2 separate regions of the Homo sapiens genome follow, and region 1 is linked to region 2. Evidence: chromatin contacts called from ENCODE Hi-C or POLR2A ChIA-PET data. All regions are on one chromosome and are shown on one strand. Each heading gives the region's core, a stretch centred on a gene start or an enhancer-like site at or near the end of the contact. The rest is flanking DNA. Distances are from core to core; before and after follow the strand shown.

Region 1 (2,924 bases), core at 356-2,855, 110 kb before region 2:
ACCTCTGCTTCCTGGGTTCAAGCGATTCTCCTGCCTCAGCCTCCTGAGGAGCTGGGACTACAGCCGCATGTCACCACACCTGGCTAATTTTTGTATTTTTAGTAGGGATAGGGTTGCACCATGTGGGCCACGCTGGTCTTGAACTCCTGACCCTCAGGTGATCCACTTGCCTCGGCCTCCCAAAATGCTGGGATTATAGAAATGAGCCACCGTGCCTGGCCCCATCAAACATGTTTCAATTCATGAGTCCATAATAAAAACTATGGGTCACTTTCAGAAGATGTTCATGGTCTTAAAAACTGGTAAATAAATGGAGGGGAAAAATAATCAAGAATTTATCCTTTTATCTTTTCTTATATGTCACAAAAAAAGAGACAACTAGATATTTATGCCTCCTCAATGAAAGAACACAACACTATAAGGGCACAATTTACCAAAGAGATCAAGTCTGAGTAATTAATTACGCCTCTGAATCCAGCTGCAAATCTGAAGGAAACAGACAACAGGACTGTATGAATAAAATCCAAACTGTGGGAAACTCTCTAAGTCAAAAAGCTCAGATTGTTCAAAGATAAATTATATGGAAAAAAAAAGATGGTGGGGGGAACTGTAAATTAAGAATTTTAAGATGCATATCAAAAAACATAAGCAAATTAAACTATAATGTCTAGGAGTAGGCACTTAAGCCATAAAGATATATAAGTAAGTGATTAATGGCCGGGTGCAGTGGCTCACGCCTATAATATCAGCCCTTTGAGAGGCCAAGGTGGGTGGATAACTTGAGGTCAGGAGTTTGAGACCAGCTTGGCCAACATGGTGAAACCCTGTATCTGTGAAAAATACAAAAATTAGCTGGGTGTGGTGGTGCACATCTGTAGTCCCAAGCTACTTGGGTGGCTGAGACAAGAGAATCACTTGAACCCAGGAGGGGGAGGTTGCAGTGAGCCGAGGTTGCACCACTGCACTCCAGCCTGGGAAACAGAGCAGCAAGATCCTGCCAAAAAAAAAAAAAAAAAAAAAAAAGCATAAGTGACTAATTAAAAAACAGTCAGAATAACTGCTCCTTTTGGAGGGAGGGAGGTGTGATGGGGACAGAGCATGTGGAGGAAGGGGCTTCAGGGCCCCTTTAAGTTCTTGATGTGAGTAGTGGTTAAAAGGATATTCACCTGATAATTTACTATAGTGAAATATTTGTTTTGGGTAATTTTCTGCATTTGTGCTTTAAAGTAAAAAAGTAAAAACTGGCAGGTAATATTAGTGTGTAAACCACTCTGGGAGTAGATGAAGAGGGGGCAATGCTGAATGTTAATTACCCTCATTTATTGCACTTTTCATTAAAGGTCCTCCTTTGAGAGCCTCTTCTGTGTTGGAGCGGAAGAGAACTCTAGGGCTATGTGTTGGGGAGCAATCCTCTGGGAGAGGGGTGCTGCACTCAGCCATGTCCCGGAAAATCATCTCCTTCTCTTCCAACAAGAGTAGGATTTTTTGGTCCTTCTGGTGAAGTTGTTCTGCAGGAAGGAGAAAATGATCTGTGATTTGATTGGTGTTTAGTAATTACGAGAATGACTAAGACACGAGCACCACCTTGTGGTAATTTATGGAAAGTGACAAGACAGGACACCCTCCCCACCCACACTGCCTTTTCTTTTTCATCAAGACAGCAATATTGTTTCTGTTCTGTGATTTCTATCTGGAAAACCATTCTGGATCTTTCTGGCAAACCATGGAAATTGTGACATAACAAGTCTGCACTTTGCTTCCACTCCCGTGTCCCCTGTTTACTTCTCAGCCCACTACTCTCTAGCTTCTGTCCACTCTGCAACTGCTTTCCCAGCTCAACTTCATGACTGAATCCAATGAGGTCTTTTAGGTTGTTTTTTCCAGCATTGATGATTACTTCTTCCTTTAAAACATGTTTCCTTCTTTAGCTTTTAGGACACCAGTTCTCTTCCTACCATTCTTTCTCAGGACACTTTACAGATCTGCCATCTGCAATGGAATCTCTTATCTGGGCTCCTGTCTCAGCTCCATCCTGAGCTGTCTTCTTTTTTTTTTGTTTTTGTTTTTGTTTTTTGAGACGGAAAGTTTCGCTCCTATTGCCCAGACTGGAGTGCAATGGTGCACTCTTGGCTCACCGTAACCTCCACCTCCTGGGTTCAAGTGATTAAGCGATTCTCCTGCCTCAGCCTCCTAAGGAGCTGGGATTACAGGCATGTGCCACCACGCCTGGCTAATTTTGTATTTTTAGTAGAGATGGTGTTTCACCATGTTGGCCAGGCTGGTCTCGAACTCCAGACCTTGGGTGATCTGCCCGCCTTGGCCTCCCAAAGTGCTGGGATTACAGGTGTGAGCCACCGCACCTGGCCTGAGCTGTCTTCTTTACCTTACCCACTTTCCTCTTGAGGATCTCATTCATCCCCATGGCTTCAATGACCTTCTATATGCTGATAATTCATTAAACCATCAAAAACCCTCCCCTTTCTTAGCAGCAGACCATGGCGCCCACGTGGCCACCTCTACTGAGATGCCTTGTTCTCAGCACGTGAGAAACCAATCTTTTCTCCAGCCCACTACCTCCTCCCTTTAGTGTGGAATCTCTTTCTCAGTCAACAACTCTTCATCTTCCAGGTCACCTGATTTGGAAACCTGTGAGAGACTCTGTCTCCTTACTCTGTCCTACCACCAACCGACCAGACTCTTTTTTTTTGAGACAGAGTCTTGTTCAGCCACCCAGGCTGAAGTGAAGTGCAGTGGTGCTACCTCGGCTCACTGAAACCTCTACCTCCCTCTGCCTCCCGGGTTCAAGCGATTCTCCTGCCTCAGCCTCCTAAGTAGCTGGGATTACAGGCACGTGCCACCACGCCCAGCTAATTTTTGTATTTTTAGTAGAGATGGGGTTTCACCATGTTGGTCAGGCTGGTCTC
Region 2 (2,993 bases), core at 179-2,678:
AAAAAGGGTATAGATGAGTTGCTGTGTCCTCAGGCCAGATATTCAAGTTGCTGACCAGCTTAAAGGAGGGAAATACAGCAAACCCTGCTAAGAAGACTGTAAACGTCTTCCTCAACTTTCTATTAATACACCCCAGCTACATACAGGCTTTATTCTGAAATAAAAGCCATAAGGTTTTATCTCCCTATTCCTCACTGGTTCATCCGAGGAATGAAGGCGGACAACCCCTCCCCTTCTCGTGCCCCAAGTGAGCCTTGGCTCTGTAGTGGTACCAACATGTGCAGTGAAACAGATGTTGCTTTTCATTACAAATGAGGCTACAAAACAGTAGAAACAAGACGATTTGACAGAGATTTAAAAGTTGTAAATAAAATTCTTGCTCAGGCTTATCAAAAGCATGGGAACTTGACCAGAGATTTACAAATACTTCCAAACTATGTGGTCTAGGGCACAGACAGAAAGAGCCTTTAGGCTTGAATGTATAGATAAACTGATACTTTATTATCTTTTCTGTAAAAGCTTTCACCAAGCTAGAATGTAGAACTCGCCCTTCTTCTTTTTTTGAACACAGAGCTGCCTCCCCTCTGTCCTCAATATGGTTTGTTCCTCACTGCCACTCCCTTCTGTTTTAATTAGAATCAAATGATTCCTGCTTCCAAGGTTCCCAGGCATCTGTCTCTCTAGGGATCAGAGATGGTTTAATCACCATTAAAACCCTCCTACCGGCTGGGCGCGGTGGCTCACGCCTGTAATCCCAACACTTTGGGAGGCCAAGGCAAGCAGATCATGAGGTCAAGAGATCCAGATCGTGGCCAACATGGCGAAACCCCCATCTCTACTAAAAATACAAAAATTAGCCAGGCATGTTGGCACATGCCTGTAGTCCCAACTATTCAGGAGGCTGAGGCAGGAGAATCGTTTGAACCTCGGAGGCGGAGGTTGCAGTGAGCCAAGATCGCGCCACTGCACTCGAGCCTGGCAACAGAGCAAGACTCCGCCTCAAAAAACAAAAAACAAAAACAACAACAACAACAAAAAAGCTTTTCTACCCTATCCCTGTCCAGTGACTTACATGCAGATAATTTATAACAATGTAACAGATATTTTGTGACTTCTAGTGGAGGCAAGCAAAATAAATAGGTAACAAGGTGTCTGTCTTCAGGAAGTTTTTAGGAGAGAGAAACTTGTTTCAAAATAATATAATTTTCTGAAAGAGCCTAGATTACTGTTTGAGACATAAAGACTAACCTTTTTATTTCTAACTTCTGGCTTTGTGCCACAGGCTGGAAAGCTAGATTTCCTGCTCTTTCTGCATATTAAAGGACAATTCCTTACATATTCTGTTCCTTGTTGGAGGACAAATACCCTGGGTGGGAAACAAATGCTCTGGGTGGAAAAAAGAGTCTGTGTTGCTTTCCCCTCTGGATCTGCTCAGCACTCCCCAACAGAAGACAGAATCTGCAGTCTTGTGCTTTTGCAGTTGATGTGACAATTCCAAGTTTTTATCAAAAACATCTGGAACCATTGAACAGTAATTCTGCCAGGATTTTGAAATACAGCAACCAATCATTTCATATCTAAACCAGAGCTGAGAGTTACAAATTTAAAGGAGGTTCTGAGTTTATTTCCCTTTTCTTTTAATTTGGGGAACCTGTAGTAAAATATTTTATTATTTACAGCCATACTACTTAACAGTAGTTACTTACAGTATTAATTGTCTTTCCTTTCTTTCTGCAGCCTCCATCCTGCCCTCTATCCACACAAATGGTCCCAGATTCTTTAAAAACAACCAGTGCTTTTAATCTGTCTCATGCCACAGGGCCAACATGCAATTATTAAAGATTCCAGAAAATGAAATATAAAAATATTTTATACATCTTAATTTAGCTATAGCATTTGTGTTCATGAATTAAATTTTCATTTGATTTACTTAACTACAAGATCTAGCACCTTACCAAATTGTTTAAGCATTCTTATGGGTCAACACTGTGGCTGCTTTAGTTCCAGTTAGGGCAGAAGCCCATCTGGAGTCTCACAGCAAAGTTTCTGAATTAGGACACCACCTAGTGGGGGATGCTGAAGACCCAAACAGAACACCAAAGGCCAGTGAATATTTTTGTGGGGGTGTGGGGATAGGGGTAGGGCTCATCTTCTGCTACTATGTATTTTTTCCTGAAACCCCAAAGTGAACATAAAGTAGCAGCATGTGAATGGACACTGGTTAATGACTCATCAATGATCAATTTTACTCTCTGCAGAGAACACAAGGTACTAAGTGAAAATCAAGGGTTCTTTGTCTTCCTAGGTGTGCCATTATCTCACTGAGCAACTTGGGAGATACTAGTTTGACCCTCTGGACCAAGATTTCCAGAATGGAAAAATTAGAGATTCAACGCTAGGTCATATCTGAAGATCCTTCTTGCTCTAATATTATATACTGCCAGTCTGAGACTAGGAAGTTATCACATGCCATATAGTTCATGGGATACGGTAGTTTCAGAGGAGAAAGAAAAAGGAATTGAGACATTCTCTTAAAACTTGCAGAAAACATTATTCCTGCATAATGACACTTTCTACCTTTGTTCTTCACATGAAATGGGAAGGAAGGAAAAGTTTACCACAGTCAACAATTTTCATTAATCTAAACTTAAATATAGTGATCCATCCAGAGTTACACATATGTTGGTGGTAAAATGTATTAGAATACAGATAAAACATTTAGCCTCCACTTGAGCAACTCCTGTCTGCTTAGATAATAGACTGCTTCAAATAAGACAAATGAATATTTGAGAGGTGAAAGAAGAAAATACTTTACAATGGCTGCAAAGGATCGTCTCCAATTAGGCTTTCCTTGTACTATGGCTCCAGGAGAAGCAGGTCTACTGTTCCCTCCTAGCATTCACTAACATACAGATTTGAAGATTACAAGACAGTAAAAGGGTAAAGGAGAAGGAGAGACCTAGAAGGCTATAACCACCATTTCTTTTCAAATT

What was found. Hi-C counts contacts between places; a loop is a spot of excess contacts on that map. ChIA-PET counts read pairs that join two places held with the same protein, here RNA polymerase II (POLR2A). Pooled maps may share reads with other maps.
Region 1: a map of ovary shows a loop between it and region 2 (4-fold over the local background). The contact joins two enhancer-like sites. A Hi-C loop is called at or near these places in 15 of 168 maps with a recorded cell type or tissue (CD4-positive, alpha-beta memory T cell, ascending aorta, cardiac septum and 10 more), 3 of 37 single-sample maps with no recorded cell type and 20 of 50 pooled maps. POLR2A ChIA-PET finds 5 or more read pairs at or near these places in 10 of 52 experiments (AG04450, BJ, CD4-positive, alpha-beta T cell and 6 more).

The regions. Positions count from the first base shown.
Region 1 is chr15:85,729,097-85,732,020 of GRCh38, reverse strand. AKAP13 (A-kinase anchoring protein 13) reads right to left here. Exons shown (of 37, transcript NM_007200.5): 30 at 1,314-1,508. Among named protein-coding and RNA genes, the nearest start is that of LINC02883, 28 kb to the left of the region's middle. Within about 2 kb of position 1,605, at least 3 of the 41 ENCODE cell types and tissues checked have a DNase peak (open chromatin) inside an H3K27ac peak, as active enhancers do.
Region 2 is chr15:85,615,271-85,618,263 of GRCh38, reverse strand. All of the region lies in intron 8 of AKAP13 (A-kinase anchoring protein 13), which reads right to left. Among named protein-coding and RNA genes, the nearest start is that of LINC02883, 140 kb to the left of the region's middle. RefSeq lists an enhancer at 134-303 and silencers at 1,972-2,021, 2,082-2,131. Within about 2 kb of position 1,428, at least 5 of the 41 ENCODE cell types and tissues checked have a DNase peak (open chromatin) inside an H3K27ac peak, as active enhancers do.